Regions from separate parts of the Homo sapiens genome. Here all the other regions are linked to region 1. A link is a loop called in an ENCODE intact Hi-C map of the cell type or tissue named here. Cell type or tissue: endothelial cell of umbilical vein. All regions are shown on one strand. Region 1 has its middle 44 kb from the start of HDGFL1. Region 2 overlaps LOC105374971 (a long non-coding RNA gene). Region 3 overlaps CASC15 (cancer susceptibility 15). Region 4 has its middle 170 kb from the start of LINC03005.

The links. Hi-C counts contacts between places; a loop is a spot of excess contacts. Peaks named below come from ENCODE experiments on the same cell type or tissue, not always from the same donor. Only the 100,000 strongest peaks of a DNase experiment are listed, where the experiment ranks them.
Region 2: a loop joins it to region 1, with 4 times the contacts of the local background. A loop is called at or near these places in 3 of 110 quality-filtered maps.
Region 3: it touches region 1 in a loop (5-fold over the local background); 2 of 110 quality-filtered maps call a loop at or near these places.
Region 4: a loop joins it to region 1, with 8 times the contacts of the local background. A loop is called at or near these places in 2 of 110 quality-filtered maps.

Annotation. Positions count from the first base shown.
Region 1 is chr6:22,610,755-22,615,754 of GRCh38, forward strand. No RefSeq gene overlaps it. Among named protein-coding and RNA genes, the nearest start is that of HDGFL1, 44 kb to the left of the region's middle. In endothelial cell of umbilical vein, no CTCF peak of the experiment used is centred here; DNase peaks (open chromatin) are centred at 1,807 and 3,097; H3K27ac peaks cover 1,365 bases.
Region 2 is chr6:22,469,334-22,474,333 of GRCh38, forward strand. The region is part of intron 4 of LOC105374971 (a long non-coding RNA gene); the gene reads left to right. Among named protein-coding and RNA genes, the nearest start is that of HDGFL1, 98 kb to the right of the region's middle. In endothelial cell of umbilical vein, no CTCF peak of the experiment used is centred here; DNase peaks (open chromatin) are centred at 1,908 and 2,618; H3K27ac peaks cover 1,332 bases.
Region 3 is chr6:21,945,371-21,950,370 of GRCh38, forward strand. The region is part of intron 5 of CASC15 (cancer susceptibility 15); the gene reads left to right. Among named protein-coding and RNA genes, the nearest start is that of NBAT1, 200 kb to the right of the region's middle. In endothelial cell of umbilical vein, no CTCF peak of the experiment used is centred here; a DNase peak (open chromatin) is centred at 2,691; H3K27ac peaks cover 1,437 bases.
Region 4 is chr6:22,881,817-22,886,816 of GRCh38, forward strand. No RefSeq gene overlaps it. Among named protein-coding and RNA genes, the nearest start is that of LINC03005, 170 kb to the left of the region's middle. In endothelial cell of umbilical vein, no CTCF peak of the experiment used is centred here; DNase peaks (open chromatin) are centred at 1,445 and 2,785; H3K27ac peaks cover 3,788 bases.

The DNA.
Region 1 (5,000 bases):
TGAGATAGAGTCTCGCTCTGTCACCCAGGCTGGAGTGCAGTGGTGCGATCTTGGCTCACTGCAACCTCTGCCTCCTGGGCTCAAGTGATTCTCATACCTCAGCCTCCCGAGTAGCTGGGATTACAGGTGTGTGCCACTGCACCTGGCTAATTTTTGTAATTTTAGTAGAGATGGGGTTTCTCCATGTTGGCCAGGCTGGTCACGAACTCCTGGCCTCAAGTGATCCACCCGCTTCAGCCTCCCAAAGTGTTGGGATTACAAGCGTGAGCCACCGCGCCCGGCCCAACACAATGGATATTTATAAAGTCAATTTTTTTATGGGGTTGAGAAAGATAACTTTTAAAAATAATGGGAAAATATTCTGTTTGTACACAGAGATAAAGAATACGTATGATGATCTTGAAAATGCCTTGCCTATCAGCCTGGAACAGTACGGATTGATCAGGTGACTAGGGAAAGCATCCAATCTCCAAAAATGTACTAGAAGAGAGATAGGAAGAAAAATTCATTGACTAGTAAATGTTCCATATTTCAAGTCTGTTACATAAAAATTAAGTACTTAAAAATTCAGTGATGTTTCAAATTAAATTAGACTAAGTCCCAATATAGAAACATGTAAAATATATACACAAGTCTTTGAGACTATTTGGATATACCTGGATATATTTTCCTTGTGGCAGAATGTGGGTCATGAAAAATAATAATCTTTCGTTTTCGAAGTAGAAATATACTAATGCATAAATGTATTGCTTATAATGTATCAGTCTGCAAGGTATTATTTTTCTCATAATAGGAAATGGCAGACGTAGGTAACTATATTCTTCTGGTGTAAAATGGAACAGAACAATCTTTTGCAATTACAATGCATAGACTATACCGGCCCTAGTGCAGGAAGCATAACAATTTGCATATTTTAATTTGGAGGTTAGGGACCCCTGTCAAAGTAACAGCTTGGACCAGGTCAGCAAGGAGAAATCGAGAAGAGAGAAATAATTGAAAAGGCAGTTCCCAACAAAATGAAATTTGTCTCGTTGTCACTTAAGGTTGTCTTCTTGTCTTTTTGAGAGAGCAAGGTCAGCTTAAGAATGAAGGGAGAGTAGAGCATGGTAGATCACTAAGGACCAAAGGATAATTTTTTAAATAACAGTGGCAATTGCAATATATATTTATGAAGGGAAGAAGAAAAGAATGCACATCGCTTTCCAGTTAAGAGTCAGCATGTGTCCTTTGAGTAGAAATATTGCAGATGTGTACATGGCAGCTCTGAAGTTTGTCCTCAAAGACAAGCAGGTTACAAAGGAGATGAAGTACTTAATGAAATAATTTAGTGTGACATATTGATATTGAAGGCTGGAAGGCAGAAAAGGATTTGCAACAAAATTAAGGTATGTCTTTCTTGAAACAGTTCCCTGTTCCTTTCTCCGAGGGCTGATATGAGATTTTCACAAGAAAACAAGCTCGTTTTATTTCTCTCTTCAAGTTTATGCCAAAACATAGATGCCAATGTGAAGCTCAACATCTGCACCACATGAAAATCTCATTGGAATATAGTCCAGAGAAAAGTCAAGTTATGAAATGTTTCTTCGGTTATGTATTGGAGGGGTTTTAATCTCTCCAGTGTCATGTGTTTTCAGTTAGAATGTACGTTAGTAAAAAAAAACTTAGAGCACTAGCAGTGAAGGGAATTAGGCCTGGGAAATGTTAGTTTTAGATAGAGGGAGTGGAGGTGGCTAGTGCTGTTATCAGGGCATAAAACAGCAGCCAAACTTCTATTCTGAGTAAGGATAAACAAGGTCACAAGTTTCTGAGTATACTATAGAGTCATTGCTTGAGAAAATGAAGAAACGTATTTCATGTTCATGATATAGTGTCAACATTTACATAAAAAGGAAAGAAAAACACCCGCAAAAAAAGCTATATTCTGTGATCGCCAAGTTATTTTCTGCCCTCAAACATCTGAAGGAAACCCATTCCACAGTAATGATGGCTGACTATGTCAGTGACTCTCAACTGGCAGTAAGTAGAGAATAAAAGTTTGCAGGAAGGCAGGTAGGAAGGATGAAATGTAAGAGTTCCCCTTTCCCTCCTATGTATAGAATCAAGAGTACAGCATAAATCACCAGGTGAAGAATCAAAATACCAGGCTTAGAGTACTAACTCTCTAGCTGTGCAACCTTGGACAAATCAATTAGTATTAATAACTCCAATTTTCAGTTTTCTCATGTTGAAACAATACATTGCTCTGCACAGTTTTTGTGAAACTACATACATGAATGTGCTGTTTTAGACTGTAAAGTGTGCTGAAAATTTAAGTTTTTCTTATTAATTGGCAGAGATGAATGTTCCTACTTGGTCTCGAGATTCTTGCAAACCCATTTGTTTAGTCATTTTCCCTAGAGCTGAGTCTCAAACACCTATGTGCTTTGTCTCTGGTCCCAATCAGATAAACAATGTTATGACCTGCTTCTACACACTTGCCTGCCCAGGGCATCCCTCCAGGAGGAATGGACTTGTCCTCACAGATGCATGTTTAATATGAAGAACAACTGTTACTCCAAAAACAGTCCTGAAATTTCTGTCACCTAGTGACTCCTAAATTTACTGTGATTTTTCCCTTTTGAAAAATAATAAGAAAATGTGTCAAACAACATATCTAATCCTGAGGTAATGTGAAACTCATATAGCTCCTGGTGAGAAGCTGCAAAGTGGCAATTCTGAAGAGAAAGTTTATAGAATATGCTTGGCAATCTTGAGAATTTTCATTAAAAAAAAGACCATACAACACTTGCTATGAAAAGATATTACATTTTCTCCAGAGAAGTAACACTTCCTCCTTTGTTCTGGAGGTTCTCCAAAGATTTCAGAGCCATTTTGCAGGTTGTGTTACCTAAAGTTATTAAAACTCACAAAATATCCATGAAGTAATAAAATGGAAGCTATTCGTATGCCAATCAAACAGATACTGAAACAACGGTCCTAAGGAAATATGACCTGTCTAAAGCCTCCTAACAAAAAACTGATGGGTCCAGAAATAGAATCTAGGCAGCTGACTCTAGACATTCCAAAACACTTCCTCTCTTCAGAATTATTATTGTTAATTCCCTCTACACATAAACAACCTCCAGCTCCCGGAGGATGGATGAGATCATGCTAACAAGTCATCCATTCTTTCCATAAGAAACACAGCAGTCATAGCCAATGAGCTAATTCATAGAATGTCCATGTGCCATAGTGAACACACACACACACACACACACACACACACACCCCACACTCCCATTCTAGATGCAGATTGTTTTTGTTTTCTTCAGCTAAGCTGTAGTTGAGATTTTAATTTCAAGCTTTAGCCCATGATTTTTTGCCTGAATTTCACACTATATGCTTTTCTATTTCTACTTGTTCTTTCCTTCCTGTACCAAATAATAAAGAACTAGACCATAGTAAAATGGATTTTTGACAGATTTTATAATTTAGCTATTGTCACTTCCACAAAGGCCATTCATTAAACTAACATGTATTATGGACATGAAATAGAATTTGAAAAGCTGAAAGTCATTCAACCCTGACCATAAAAAATACTTCCATAATTTAAACTTACCATATCAGAATTAAACTTGATTTGAAGATGTTAAAAAATGAATATATTTGAGAAAGAAATCCTTGCAAATAGCATCTCAATATAATGTTGGCAATTTGCACAATTTATGTATATTTTCTCCTGCCAAGATACTTCTAAGAAAAGACAACGGTAAAGACAATGGTAGTAGGAAAGAGGAATTGGGTCTCCAAAGACCATCTGCAGTTATCGGCAAAAGATACTTTGTCTATGTGTGCAGTTTTAAAAAGACTGGTAGCCTATACTGGATTTTAGGTCAGAATGGAGCATGTGGTGTTGAGGGGGAAAGCATTACCAGCTTCGTCTTCTTTAAATATGAAAGAGGATATTCTGGCTACATTGTTGGTGATCAGCAGTGTCTGACTCAGCCTCTGCAATTTTTCCATTATAATGCTCATGAAAATAGGGAAAGAGATACAGTTTCAACAGTGGAAACTAGAAATGTGGGTCAAAAATGTGTCAGGAAAAAGTTGGAGAGTCAACTAAGGAAAACTTAGCCTGGAGGCAGAGTGAGAAAGGCACATGGGTTAATGAGGTAGGGGATTTCCATCTACGCATACTCATGGAGGCACAAACCCACCTTTCTGCTTTGTAAAAGCCCACCTCTATTTAATCCAAATACACTGTTTCACCCCTTGGCCCTGCTTCAATCTCTAATGCATCTCTCCACCCCAATATTCCTCAGTAATGAAATGCTAATGAGGTCAAAATGGATGTGAGTAATATTTTAGATTTTCTTCACTATTTGGGATTTTTCTGCAATGCAAGAAATACAGAGAACTTCAGACTAGACAGAATAAGATTCTTCCCTTATGTCTAGACAAGGTAATCTAGTCATAACACCATGAGATTGTTTCTCAGACCAACAGATACTAAATTAAAGACAACACGGTACCAGAAAGTTGACCGGTGTGAACAGTGATACCTCCTATATCTTAAGATTTGAAAGGATGATTCTAATTAGATTCAGATAAAACTGAATAATACTAAAACAGAATAATCCATTTGTTTCAAGGATGAGGCAATCTCTTTTCAAAACAAGTAAGTACTGTATGAAGTGATTGTATAACACAAAACACAGACACTAGCACTAGAGAAGGAGCAGAAGGATATTTTTTGAAATCATTTATAATTTTAAAAGCTGATAAATTATTGTATTTATTGTATTTGTTTTTTGCTGTAAAAAATGTAAGGAAACAAGGCTTCTACACAATAAGCCAATAATGGTAAATTTGTTAAAATTACAGACTGACATTTGAATTGGAAGGACAGAAAGTAGCATGATGGTTTCTAGAGGCTGAGAAAAGGAAGGAGGAGAGAATTGTTTAATGAGTACAGAGTTTCAAGTTTGCAAAATGAAAAGAGTTTTGGGGATTGGTTACAC
Region 2 (5,000 bases), 140 kb before region 1:
CATCCCCATTTGTAGATGAGAAAACGGAAGCAAAGAAAAGTTAAGTGTTTCTTCAACTTAACAAGTTGATTACTGGTGAATTGAATCTAGGGAATCTGACTCCAGATATCTCGCTTTTAAATGGATGCTTTATGGCTAAGGTTCACTTGCTTCTTTGCAAACAAACAAATCCAGTGTTTCTGTTTCCTCTTGTAGGTAACTGTCTATTGACTTAATATTACAACAATCCACATTATTTCAACATTTCTTAACTTTTCTTTTCGATCCTTCTTGAGTGGCAGGATTGTTGAGTAGATAAACAAAATGTAATATGTTCATACAATGAAATATTACTCAGCGATGAAAAGGAATGAAGTACTGATACATGCTACAACATGAATGAACCTTGAATACATTATGCAAAGTAAAAGAAGCCAGGCACAAAAGGATACATATTGTATGATTCCATTAGTATGAAATGTTCAGAATAGACAAATCTAGAGACAGAAAGTAGATAAATGGTTGGCAGAGGCTGTGGGGAGGGAGGCAATAGGGATTGGCTGCTAATGAGGATGGGTTTTTTTTTGGTAAGACAACTACTATTAGGTCCCTGCTCCAGTCTTTGTCTCAGAACCAAGTTTTGGTATCAAGACAACCAGAAAGAAATATCATCCTTCTGTGGCCTCACGCAGTGAAACTTCTGCGAGTGACAAACTTTCCCAAAGAACCCACGGTAGTCTTTGCATCTATATACTTATACTAAAGTTTCCCAAATAATTAATAAGCATTTCTCACCCACAGGTTACTCATCTTAGGGCTTAATTTGTAAAGCTTCTTGAAAGCTTTGGTATCCAAAGTGTGGCTCTAGGCCTACACGGCCACTGCTTAGAAGCATGTTACAAATGTAAATTCTGGGGCCTCACTTAGGCCTATTGAATTAGAGTCTGCATTTTAACAAGGTCCTTAGGTGATTCCTGAGCATCATGAAGTATGAGAAGCTCTGCTTTAAAGAACAGACATGCCTACACTGCCAGAATGTGATTCAAAGACCAAAATCCCACCTCTGCCAAATATTGGCCATGTAAATGTGAGCAAGTCGTATAGAGACTGTGAGCTTCAGTTTCTGCATCTGTAAAAGAGATCACATAACCAACAGCACAGGGTTGTTGAAGGATGATAGTAGAACCCATGAAAAGTATTTGAAATGGTGCTGGGTATACGTTGTCAAAGCAAGGCTGACCCTGTGTGGACGTGACTTTTGATGTCAGGATGAACTCCAGAGCAAGGGCAACCTCGTCTTTTTGGTCCTGCCCTGGGACTTCCCCAGGCCAGAGTGGCATGGGTGGCAGTGGAAGTGGGAGGTGAGGCGGTCATGCATTTGTGGTGGCCAGGGGCCTGGAAAATCTGATGTCAAGGAATGTCCCAGAAGCAGGAGGAAGGTTGACAGGGCTCAGGGAGAGACCCGCTTCCTTTAGCTTTATCAGTATATTCACACACAAGGATTTTTGCACATCTAGCCTCAAACCAAGGGACAGTCCAATGAGAGAATTGAAAAGGGGAAATGTAAGTCAGCAATAAAGGACTTAAAACATAAGAGAGAGAACTAAGAAGGTAGGAAAAAAGGAGTGATAACCACACCCAGACTCTAAAAGAGCTCTGAGGATAATCAGTTTAGCCCGCAGCAGAACCTATTGTACAGGCAGATCTTCCCGGTCTCTGCCCCTGTGGGGTTTGCAGGTGAATGCATTGATAGAGGGGGAATTTTCCTATTGCCACTAACAGGCTCAGGACACATTTTCAGAATGCATTATAAAAACAGCACTTCCTCAGCGTCCCTCACTGTGGTCACACTTCCTGATCAACATGGATTTTGTTATAATAGTTTCTCTCTGTTGACAGAAATGTAGCTGGCAAACTCAGGCAGCCTGCAGCTGGATCCTGAGCCAAAACAAACACACCCTTTGGCTCCTCCTAGCTCCAGATGATTGTAGTTTTTGACTAGGTGCCCTGGCAGCCTCCATGGCTATCATTGTTATTATTTCAACTTATTGTAAACTTTCTAAAATAATTCGAGTAAAGATATATATTCCATGATAGGACAAGGGTCAGCTAAGTTCACTGTAAGAGGAGAAAACACAGAGCGAGGTGTAAAGCTGCCTGGGGCAGTGTTCTTTAGAAATAGAGATTCATGACCTTCTAGATCCCCTTTCCAGTGTCCTGTTGCCTGAACTGTTTTTCACATTATAGGGGCGACATGATACACTGAGTGTAAAATATGCCAACATGATCTAGAATCTACTGGTTATTTTTGCACCTGGTTTTAATTCTGGCCACCAGAAAGTAAAATAAAATAAATAGGATCTTCAGTTTCATTTTTTAAAATTTATATTATTTCTTTTTTTCATATTTCTATTTCTATCTCTACTTTCGTTTTGACATTTCTATGTATTAGATATTACCATGAACTCCTGAAATTGTGGCAAATTGAGTGGGTAGTAGAGTTAAAGTCTCTCTCTGCCTTTTTCCAATCTGCTCTCATTTTCACTTATTTATGTGCTTCTTCCCCCTGTCTCTGACACACGCCAGTGCCTCCCAGACTCCTAAGCAGGTGTGTATGTGCTGGAAACTTCCACCAGGGCTTCCCCATTGTGTCCTAAATCCCACTTTCCGCCGCGCTGCTTCCTCACCCTCTCTGTCTGTTTCCTGCATCTATTTCTGTAACTTTCATTAAACACTTGTTGTCTGCCTTGGGTTGTTAAGATGCTGGCTTCTCTGACCAAAAGGTGTTGTCACTTTTAAATCTTCCTTGTTTGCATCCTCATTTGTCCTGGCAATGTTATTTTGCACTAAAGAGACTGTGAAGATGAGTTTATAGAATTCCTTAATTCCATGATATCTTGCTCTGGGCCACTAAAAGGGGGATGAAAGAATGTGATAATACATCTTTATTATTTTCCAAATGCTAAAAGAGGTAACCAAGCTCATGATATTTCATAGAAATCCTCTACTGAAGTAAACGGAGACAGTGCCACGCAAACCGACAATTAGTTCCCAAAGACCTGAGTCCTCAAGTTGGCTTGTCTTCCTTTTACTCTATGTCTTAAGTTTGTGGTACATATACACCATAGAATACTATGCAGCCGTAAAAAAAATGAGATCATATCCTTTCCAGGAACATGGATGGAGCTGGTAGCCATTATTCTTAGCAAACTAATGCAGGAGCCAAAAACAAAACACTGCACGTTCTCACTTATAAGTGGGAGCTAAATGATGAGAACATATGGACACATAGAGGGGAAAAACACACACTGGGGCTTACTAGAGGGTGGAAGATGGGAGGAGGGAGAAGATCAGGAAAAACAACAAATGGTTACTAGGCTTAATACCTGGGTGACAAAATAATCTGTACAACAAACCCCCATGGCACAAGCTTATCTATATAACAAACCTGAACATGTGCCCCTGAACTTAAAATAAAAGTTAAAGTTAAAAAATGAGCTAATTTAAATAAGCAACAATTATGTCATTTTGCCCCTCATGACCTATGGCTTTTGTCAACATCGTCAGGATATATGTCAGGTTTTTCCTTCAGTCAAAAGACAAAATTACAGCACATTTACTTGAACAATCTATTTTTTCATTATATTTTAAGTTTTCGGGTACATGTGCAGAACGTGCAGTTTTGTTTCGTAGGTATACACATGCCATGGTGGTTTGCTGCACCCATCAACCTGTCATCTACATTAGGTATTTCTCCTAATGCTGTCCCTCCCCTACCCCCAACCCCCCTACAGGCCCCGGAGTGTTATGTTCCCCTCCCTGTGTCCATGTGTTCTCATTGGTGAACAATCTATTTGGCTTGTAGTTGTGATTCTAAGATTGGGCAACATTGGCCAGGCGCGGTGGCTCACGCCTGTAATCCCAGCACTTTGGGAGGCTGAGGCGGGCGCATCATGAGGTCAGGAGATCCAGACAATCCTGGCTAACACGGTGAAACCCCGTCTCTACTAAAAATACAAAAAATTAGCCAGGCGTGGTGGCGGGCGCCTGTAGTCCCAGCTACTCGGGAGGCTGAGGCAGGAGAATGGCATGAAGCCCAGAGGCGGAGCTTGCAGTGAGCCGAGATTGCGCCACTGCACTCCAGCCTGGGCGACAGAGCGAGACTCCGTCTCAAATTAAAAAAAAAAAAAAATTGGGCAACACCTCATTCTACAAAACAGAATTCTATACAATAGAGAGTGTGTTGCAATGAGCTGAGCAGAGGAGAGTGGCTTTCAGTTAGAAAAAGGTTGAAGAAGGCAGAGACAAAGAATGAAAAGTGGATTGATCATTCCAGAATGACTTTCTTTATAGGTTTCAGCAGTGGGAAATTCCTTAATATGCCAGCTCAGGTAAACTAGGTTTCTTCTGGTTGATTGCTGTCAATCTCCTGGTTTTGTGTTTGTTTGCTTATTTTTATTTATTTTTTAAAATTTTTGAAAACTGGCCTGTTTCAGAGTTTAGTTTAATTATGTGGTATTTAGCGTGAGTGACTTCATTCTGGTTTAGTTTGGTTGGCTGGGGCCCAGTGTAGGAGCACAGTCCCAATACTGACCTCACGTAACTTGGTTTAGTACCTCCAAAAACGGGAGTGAGGAGCAGAGCACCCCATAGATAACCTTTCTTCACCCATCAGGACTCTCAGGTAGAGGGTGACACCCATTAACCATCACAGTGCTCAGCCGCTTGCCACACAGGACTAACTTGTATAGTTGCCAAGAGAAATTGGCCAAAGAACTCAGGATCGTCTCTTCCCTGCTGTGCTCTGGGTTGTTCGGTCACATTGTCATGACAGTTCTTCCCACTTGTTCTTTGGGTGCCCATGGAAACTTAGTTTACTTTGTCAGTTTTCTTATCTGGCAGAAAACTAGTCTCCATGGTGACTAAGAGCCTCAGACATAAGGAGGGCAAAAATCAGTAATGGAAACAGTAATTGAGTTTGAGAGTTCTTTGGGGGAGACTGAAAGGTATTGGTAATTATA
Region 3 (5,000 bases), 670 kb before region 1:
TGACATCTGGTATTTTACTGATTTATTTGCTTCTGGTTTCTTATATCCCATAACTGTTCTTTGGCTTCACCTTTTAGTTTATTGAAATACATCCTTTAATATTTACTTTTGTTTTCAGTTTACCATCATTTTTCTTAGGTCTTTTTTTCTTTTTCCTGGAAGAAAAATTATAAAATTGTTATATAATATTTGATACATATGAAGGTGCACAAATACACACACATGAACATACACCTACAAACTGTAGGTATGTTATGAACCATAATAGTAAGTGAATTCACCATAGACATTTCCAATAGAGTTCACTCTACATGTATAAAAACCTCCTACTTCCTTCCCAGAGGTAACCACTAGTCTGAATATAGTGTTTCTCATTCTTTTGCCTTCAAAAACATACATACTAGGTTTTCAAAAATAGGTTTCAATAGGTTTTTTTTTTTTTTGAGACAGAGTCTTGCTCTGTCACCCAGGCTGGAGTGCCGTGGCACAATCTCGGCTCACTGCAACCTCCGCCTCCCAGATTCAAGCAATTCTCCTGCCTCAGCCTCCTGAGTAGCTGGGATTACAGGCACGTGCCACCGTGCCTGGCTAATTTTCGTATTTTTTTTTTTAGTAGAGACGGGGTTTCACCATGTTGGTCAGGCTGGTCTCAACCTCCTAACCTTGTGATCCACCCGCCTCAGCCTCCCAAAGTGCTGGGATTACAGGTGTGAGCCACCACGCCCGGCTTCAGTAGGTTTTTAAAATAACTGTAATAGGTTTAAGATTTGCTTATGTTTAACTTCATAAAAAATACTGTCACCTTGTGACTTGCCCTTTATTCAGAATCATGTTTCTAAGACTTAGTGTTACCGGTAGCAGCAGTTTTTCTACTACAGCTGTGGATAATATTACATCATTTGCATATACTACAATATATTTACTCATTCTCCCATAAGTAGACTTTTGGTCATTTAGATTTTTCCTATCAGTAGCAGTGTCATTATGAACACTGTTGTTTGTGTATGCCAACTGATGTGCTTCACGAGTTTCTCTAAGGCATGCACCCTGGAGTGAAGCTGCTTGGTGTAAATTATACCCACGGGCCCATCAGGTATCAAACTCCAGGCACCATTGGCTCATAGCTCTGGATTCCAGCAGCCTGTGGCTTAGCTCCTCCTGCCAGTTGGCCTTTGTGGTCTGTTTCTGGTCCATGATGAGGTTTATAATTTTTGTCCCTTGGGATTTCCCTTTTACCCTTTGCAATAGGTTTGGAACAACAGGGTCTGCCACTTGTGAACTCAAGGCATATTCATGAAATGAAGTCACCATCATTTACTTCTTCAAATATTTAGTGGTCAGAACAGAGGCCGTTTCTGGAATTATAAGGTTGAATTCTTCATACGATGATGTAGCTAGATTTTTTACAACTTGGTTTGTGTGTAAGGAAGCAGGTTCTTTTCCCTGAGTGTAATGTATATCAGCACTTTTCAGTGAGGGTGATTTTTTTTTTTTACCCAGGGGACATTTGTCAATGCCTAGAGACATTTTTGGTTGTCATGAATGGGGTAGGTGAAGGTAAAACTAGCATCTAGTGGGTAGAGGCTATAGATACAGCTAAACATTCTACAGGACATTGAACAGGGCAGCCCCCCACAACAAAGAATTATTGAGTCCTATATTCATAGTATTAGGGTAAAACCACAACCAAAACCCTACAATGTATAGGACAGCATTGCACAAAAAAGAATTATTGGGTCCAACATTTCAATAGCGCTAGGGCACCCTGATGTATGTGAAGATGATCAGTCATTGTGTTCTGAACGTATGATTCTAACACTAAAATTTGGGCCAGGCGTGGTGGCGCATGCATGTCATTCCAGCACTTTAGGAGGCTGAGGCAGGAGGATTACTTGAGCCCAGGAGTTTGAGACCGGCCTGAGCAACATGATAAAACTGTTTCTACAAAAGATAAAAGAAATCAGCTGGGCGTGGTGACATGTGCCTGTAGTCTCAGCTACTCGGGAGGCTGAGGTGGGAGGATCACTTGAGCCCTGGAAGTCAAGCCTGCAGTGAGCTGTGACCATGCCATTGCACTCCAGCCTGGGCAACAGAGTGAGACCCTGTCTCAAAATAAATTCATATTTAATAGAGTCACAACATTTTTTGCTTTTTCCCCCATGCCATGTCTTTGGAAGTGTGTGTTTGGAATGCCCAGGTAATACAGCTAGTGAATTACTTGCCTAATTTAGATCAAAGTATACAATTAGTGTGAAAAGAAAGATGAATTATCAAGAAGTAACGCAGGCTATATGAAAAATAGCAGGGTTTAATTTCTATTTCTGTCTGTCAGTGGAATTCTGTAAACGCTAGTGGACATTCTTCCTGTCCTAGCACGACTTCTCTTCCCAGCCATCTCAAGCTTTGATCAGGAAGGAGAAGGGAGGCATTCCTACACGCACCAGAACAGTGCAGTGGGGAGTTGGTCTGTGGATTTCGTGGAATTTTAGAAAAAAAAACAAAAAGCAACAAAAAAAAAAACCAGAGCACATCTCCCACTACTTACTGGGCCCGGCTCAGCAATAGCATTACCCAGTAAATATGGATGAATGGATGATCAAGAGTTTCCGCAGTCTGGTTTGCTTCCCTTCCTGTTCCAGGTCTTTCTTTGTCCATGAACTGCTGAAACCTGAGTGGGGGCTTCCACAAAGGGAGAGAAAGGGGGATGGAGAAGGAGGGAAAGGCAGATAACAGCCGAATGTAATCAGCATTTTATTACTGTCCTCAGGAAGTAGGAATAGGAAAAAAGAAGTAGGTTGGAGCAAGGAAAGTTAATTATGTGAGGTTATTTGACAGGAAATTACTAAATACAAACAGACAGAAGAAACACATTTTAAAGCAGGATAGGAAATCTCAAGTTACTCCACTCTGTGCATTCAAAACCCCCAAAGCAAATTCTGAAAATAGCAGTTTAAACAAAAGCTATCTTATCTGATAAAAGTATTTCAAACACAAAGGGAAATTTATATATTGGGCAGGCAATCTTAAAATAAACCGATTTTGTTGATAGCACTGCAAATGTAATTGTGGGAAACCCCCTTCTGATGTCTGAATTTATCTTGTAGATGTTTTGAATTTGGCATTTCAGTTCTATAAAGGTATATGTGTGTGTGTATTTCACCTTGGAAAATTATATATATGTGAAATAAAATGAAAAGTTTATTATGTTTGTGTTTTTTTTCAGTATTACAAAATTTTGGGGGAGTTAGGTATTATTAATAGTTCCAGAAGACTGTTACATCAGTACAGCCAGAGAACTGAGGTGTTCTCTAAAATCTTTATTTCTGGAGGTCATATATTTTAAATGTTTTAATTGATGTATTTGATTAACATAATTTTTTTTTATTGCTTTTCAGCCATTGGCAAAATTCGTAGAATCTTTGTAAATTATCCAAACATATTTGGTGTTGTTTTAAAGACTAAGTGATTAAGGAGTAGGACCTTTTCCTACCCTGAATGATTTCTGGTTCTTTAATGGCCTATGCTAAATAGTCAGTGTTGCAGACATAGAAAGGAGGGTCAGAAGTGGCTGTTCAGTAATCTGACCCTTTTAATTAAGGTTGTCATCCTAAGAAAAAAGACCCAAATAACAAAAAACACCAACAAAATACATACATATATGCATAAAGGGGCACACACACACACACACCCATATTTATATGTAGCTTTTCCAAAGAAAAAAGGAAGAAACTTTATTTTCTAGATCTTGATAGTAGGATTCTCTAAGGATTTTTTAAAATAGTTGAGATATTGAAGAGTCATATCATAGAAATTGGGTGGCTGTAAAATTGCACAGTCTGTGGATAAAGTTACACATTCCATGTTAGTTCAAAGAAAAAGCAATATTTTGAAAACATAAATGGAGCTCAAAGTCTGCATTCCTTTTAAAAGGCCAACACCTGTGGAAGGAATGCAGGTTGTTCCCACTTGACCTTCAACTGTGGAGCTGGGCTAGGTACTTCAGATGTTATGGTGGTCAAGTAGGAACCTCTCTCTGCAGCAGTGTCTCCTGGGACAGCACCTGTCCTGTCTGTTGTCAGGAAGCCAACATATGGCGACAGCTAGGAATAATCAGAGAGTAGATCCTAACCCTTGCTTTGAGGAGCTTGCTTTGTATACCACGAAGTCTCACAGTGATGGATGAGTGGGTGTAGATAATGTGCAATAAGCCATAACCTCTCTAAGCAATCAGGCTTACATTTTGCAAGTCCTGGGAAAACCTGGGCAGACAGTATTAGCACACTCAGACTGAGTCCTCTGTGTGTAGTAGTTGAAGATAAAGACATCATTGATGTTCCAGACAGATTCTCATCATGCATAAATAATTCCTTAGGACGGAATTACCATAGTTGCCTTGAGTGGCACTTCCCCTCCTTTAGGCCACTCACATTAGTTCAGCAGTTTATTGTGGCGTCTGAAGAATCAAATGCACAATTCAACCTCAAGAAGAAAATTACAAATAGCATATTCTTTTTGAACCGTGAATGTATTCGTCCACACAATATTTGATGGGAAAGAGATCTGGCTCATTTTTGCTTTTTTCATTAATTCTTTGTTTATTCAGTCAATATTTCTTAATTCCTTGATATATTCCAGGAGCTGTGGTGGAGGCAGAGAATGCAATGTGAAAAGCAATGCATTAGCAGGCAAGGTTGCTACTTCTTAGAACTAATAGTTTACTGTCATATGGTCATGCCTCCTCTATGCCCTAGCTTTGTGATCTTGGGCAAGTGACAATTCCTCTGTACCTCAATTTCTTTGGATACATTAGAGTGTTTTTTCCCCCAGGTGGCCCTTAAGATCTTGTTCAGTGCTAGTCTTTTTCGGATATATACTTTAGTTGTTAAATTTTTTTTTTTTTTTTTTGAGACGGAGTCTTGCTCTGTTGCCCAGGCTGGAGTGCAGTGGCGTGATCTTGGCTCACTGTAACCTCCACCTCCCAGGTTTAAGCGATTCTTCTG
Region 4 (5,000 bases), 270 kb after region 1:
TACTCAAAAAAGTCACCGATGACTTCTATCTTACAAAATCCCATGGTCATAGGTATAAAATCTAAAACTATAAAATTTCTGGAAGAACATTAGGAAAAATTTTTAAACGTGTGTTAGTTAAGCAAAGATTTCTTAATTGTGACAGCAGAAGCAGGATTTATGAAAGAAAAAATGATATTTTGGGCTTAATCAAACTTAGAAACCTCTGCTCTTTGAAGAACATTAGTAAGAGAATAAAAAGAAAAGCCACAGACTCTGAGAAAATATTTGCAAAGTAGATAACTGATAAAAGTCTGGTGGACAGAATACATACAGAATATTCATATCTCACTAATAAGGGAACAACAAATTCAATGAAAAAAATGGATAAACGATGTGAATGGATAATCCACCAAAGAAGATAATAGAGTTGGAAGATAAGTACATGAAAAGATGCTCAGTATCATTAGTCATTAGGGAAATGGAAATTAAAACGACAATGATATGCCATCTTTTAGGATGGCTAAAACTAAAAGAAAAAAACCTATATAGCAACTAGAATTCACTTATATTGCTGGTAGTCATAAAAAATGGTTTAACAACTTTGAAAAGCAGTTTTAACATTCAGGTTTTTTTTTTTTCATAAAATTAAACATACAATTATCATATGACCCAGGAGCTAAGTATTTACTCAAGTGAAATGAAAACCTATGTTCAAACAAAAATTTCTATGTGAATATTTATTGTGAATTCATTTGTCACTTTCAAAACTGAAAGAATCATCAGTAGCGGAATGAAGAAACAAATTGTGGTCCATCTATACACTGCAATGCTACTCATCAGTAAATACAAAGGAATTACTGATATGTGTAATAAGAAGATGAGTCTCAAAGGCTTTATACTAAGTAAAAACAGTCAGATTCAAATGGCCACATGCTGAATGATTCCATTTATAGGACATATTGTGAAACTACAGAGGCAGAAAACAGATCTGTCGCTAGCTATGGGGAAGGTGTTGGCTACAAAAAGCCACAGGATATTTGAGTCCTGATAAAAGTTCTATGTGATGATTATGGTGGTGATAATACAACTGTGTATGTTTCTGAAAACTTGCAGAACTTTAAGCCAGAAAGAGTATTTTACTTTATGTAAATTTTACCTTAGTGAAAAAAAAGGCTGTGGACATTTACCCCATAAACAGCTATGATAACTGATTATCATTCAAAAATAATCTAGGGGTTAATTCTAAGTCTGCACCTTATCTGACCTTTCAGCAGCATTTGGCAAAGTTGACCACTTCCCTCCTTTCATGAATTACCTTTTAATTTTTTTAATTTTTTGTTTCATGCATAACACACTTTTCATGTTGGCATTCGACCTTTACTGACTGCTCCTCACAATCTCATTTCCTGACCCTTCCTCCTATTCTTTACCTCTAAATGCCGGAATGCCTTGGCTCTTTTAGGCAGGGTGGCCAGACCAGGCTTCTTTCAGGAGGGGAAAGTTGAACAGAAATCTAAACAAAGAGGAAACACAACGTTTCCTCTTAGGACTGGTGAGATAATTTGTGGGGTCTAGCGCAAAATGAAAATATAGGGCCCCCAGTTCAAAACTTATGAATAATTCCAAGATGGCAACAGGACAGCGTTAATCCAGGGGGCCCCTCTGAGTGCAGGACCCTGTGGGACTGTGCAGGTCACACACCGGATGCCATTGAAGCTGGTCCTGTTGCTGCTTCTCAGCACGTCCACTCCTAAGGCCCATGTCAAAGCTGAGCTGTCTCTCACAGGACAATCTCAGTGACTTTGCAGCTGGACTTCTTGCTTCTGTTCTTTTTCCCTTTTAGGAAATTATCCACATAGAAGCCAGAGTAATCTTTTTAAAATATCATTGTGCTCCTCTGCTCAAAACTTTTCAGTGACTTTCCATCACTTTCCTATAAAATCCCAAGGCTGGCTAAGGCTACCACCCCTCCAGATCTGGCCCCACCTGATTTTATGACCTTGTCTGTTACCACCCTCCCTTTCCATCACTTGCTCAAGCCACTCTGGCCACCGTGTTCCTCTTTAAGTCAGTCCAGTGCCTTTCCACCTCATGGCCTTTACACTTGCTAGCCCATTACTGTAGAACACGGCTTTCTCAGTTCTTTGTGAGATATATTCTCTTTGTTTTCAAATTTCTGTTCAACTCTCATATCCTGAAGGAGGTCTTCTGTGTCCACCCTGTCTAAAAGAGTTGTCCCTCTCCTACCTGCAACACCTCCTGCCAAGTCTCTTTATGTTCTCTTTCCCTGAATAACATGTTTTTCATAGAACTCATCTGGAATTCTCTCGTACACTACTTTATTATCCATTTTCCCTGCAGACCTGTAACCCCCATGAGAACAGAGGCTTAATCTGGTTTCTTGCTGTATATCTGGTGCATAAGATGTGCCTAACACATATTAGACTCTCAGTACACACACACACACACACACACACTCTTCTCCTCTTTGCTTTGGTACTTGCATTTCTCCTCTTTTCTTTGCTACTTGCTATAAAATTATCCCTGCTCCTTCACTCTTCCATAAGTAAATCAATAGTAGGCTGAACCATATGAAATGGTGACATTGTGAATACGTGATCATTTTGGAACTACAAAATGGCAGTTTCATATGGTTCAAATTAATAATATTGTATAAAAACAAAAACACATGAATGTGGCAATGACACACTGATTAAGATAACAAAGGTATTTGATAGGAAAGGTCAAACATCATGATCAGAATATTGTTCCATATAAATAAAACCTGGAGCCGCCACTGTGATGCCTCTACCTTCCTGTGAAAGTTACGAAGCCGGTAGAGAGTGACAGGATGTCTGCTTCCTGAATGATAAGAAGAAACGAATGGATTTCACACTGACAGCTTGTTAATCCACTACTTGGCAACCACAACATTGGAGACCAATCCTCAGTTTCAAAAATCCGCATTCTCTCTTGAAGTCTTATTTAAGTAATATCTGTGCAATCGATGAATGAAGCCAAACCAGAGACATGTATAAAAATCATAATGGTATTCACTGACAGATATTAGCTCTTTCTTTGCTAATCCAGAGAAAGGATTTTTTTTCATTTTTCTTTCCAGCACACCAGCTATTATTAAATTTAAGAAGTGCCAAAAACTAATCCTTTTTTTTTCCTATTTCTAACAACTGAAACATATAATCCCATGGTATTTGCACATTATACTTAATTGCAAATGGTTATCAACAGCATAAATCTCACATTAGTATGCTAGCTTCAGTGAGATTTGTTTGTACTTCCCACCTTTAATACTACGGATGGTTTAATACTGAATAATCTTTATATTTCAATACTTTCAGCTGCTTTTTACCTTTTTAGGTTTTCTTATCCAAAGTTTTCCCTGCAGCTTTGTAAGCATAATAAATCTATCGGCCTCCAAAGCCCACCTGACTTGAGACGTGATGGAGTTGGTAGGTTCACCAATTGAGTATAAGACTAAAGATTTCTTTCCTTATTCCTTTTCCAACTTTCTCCCATTGACTAATGTAATTTATATGCATGTGTATTCTGTGAGCATATTCAAACCTGAAATTTATGCTTTTGAAAAAATATAGCAATGATCAGGTTTACCTCTCTGATAACTAAATATATACTCATAATCATCAAACATTGCTAGCTCAATCTGTGCTACGCATATTCCTCCTATTAGGAAGACGTGCAGATGTTTTTGGTTATTAATCAGATACTAGATAAACAAAAAATTATTAGGAGATAGAAAATCAATTAAGTGAAAAGGAGAGTGACATCTATGCCTATGAAAGCAAGTCAGAGTTTCCTTATATGAACATAATAAATACCTAAAATTTTATCTCAACAGTTCTTTTTACCAGTTTTGAAAAAAATCCCAGCAAAATAAGTATATTGCTTAAAAATTTCATTATAAAGACACTGATAAAGGCTTACAAAAATTAAGTATACAGCATATTTTCAAATTAATCTTAACTTATATTAATCTGTTTATGTTTTTATAGAGCATTTTTCTAAGATAGTATGTGTATTAGAGAGAGAGAGAGAGAGAGAGAGTGTGTGTGTGTGTGTGTGTGTGTGTGTGTGTGTATAGTATGTGCTTCAGTAAGAAAAGACAGATGCAAATGTTAGTAGTGTGGTCCAAAACAACAATGTCCAATAATAAGGGATAATTAAGATGACTATTTTTGTTGGGGAAAAAATAATGCAGACATGGTCATCTTACTTGTTATTTATTATTAGATACTGAAGAATGTTTGACTAAACTTGCAAATGAGGGTACTTTGATGGAGTAGACATTTCAACTCACGTTCTTTTTTTTTTTTTTTTTTTGAGACGGAGTCTCGCTCTGTCGCCCAGGCTGGAGTGCAGTGGCGTGATCTCGGCTCACTGCAAGCTCCGCCTCCCTGGTTCACGCCATTCTCCTGCCTCAGCCTCCCGAGTAGCTGGGACTACAGGCGCCTGCCACCACACCCAGCTAATTTTTTTTTTTTGTATTTTTAGTAGAGACAGGGTTTCACCATGTTAGCCAGTATGGTCTCGATCTCCTGACCTCATGATCCTCCTGTCTCAGCCTCCCAAAGTGCTCGGATTACAGGCGTGAGCCACCGCGCCCAGCCTCAACTCACATTTTTAAAAATCTTTTCAAACTACATTGCTTTTGTTGAATAAAGATGTTCAAAACATGTAGGATGGCTTAGTAAAATAGACGTTAATAGAAATGGTCATAAAAGAAAGGTATAAAAAATACACTGCTTTTTTAGCAACCACATAGATCTTTAGCGGATATTTAATTCGTATTTTGGGATAATCTTTACATGAAACAATGATACTCTTTCACAATCTCCACGTCTAATTATAGTACACCTACTTAGATTTTGAATTTGGCAAATATGTCATATTTTGTTGTAAAGCATGCCTTCCTCGATTCTTTTATTTGCTAAGGGTTGGTTCTACTTTTAACAGTAGTTCCCAAGGCTGACTGCATATTA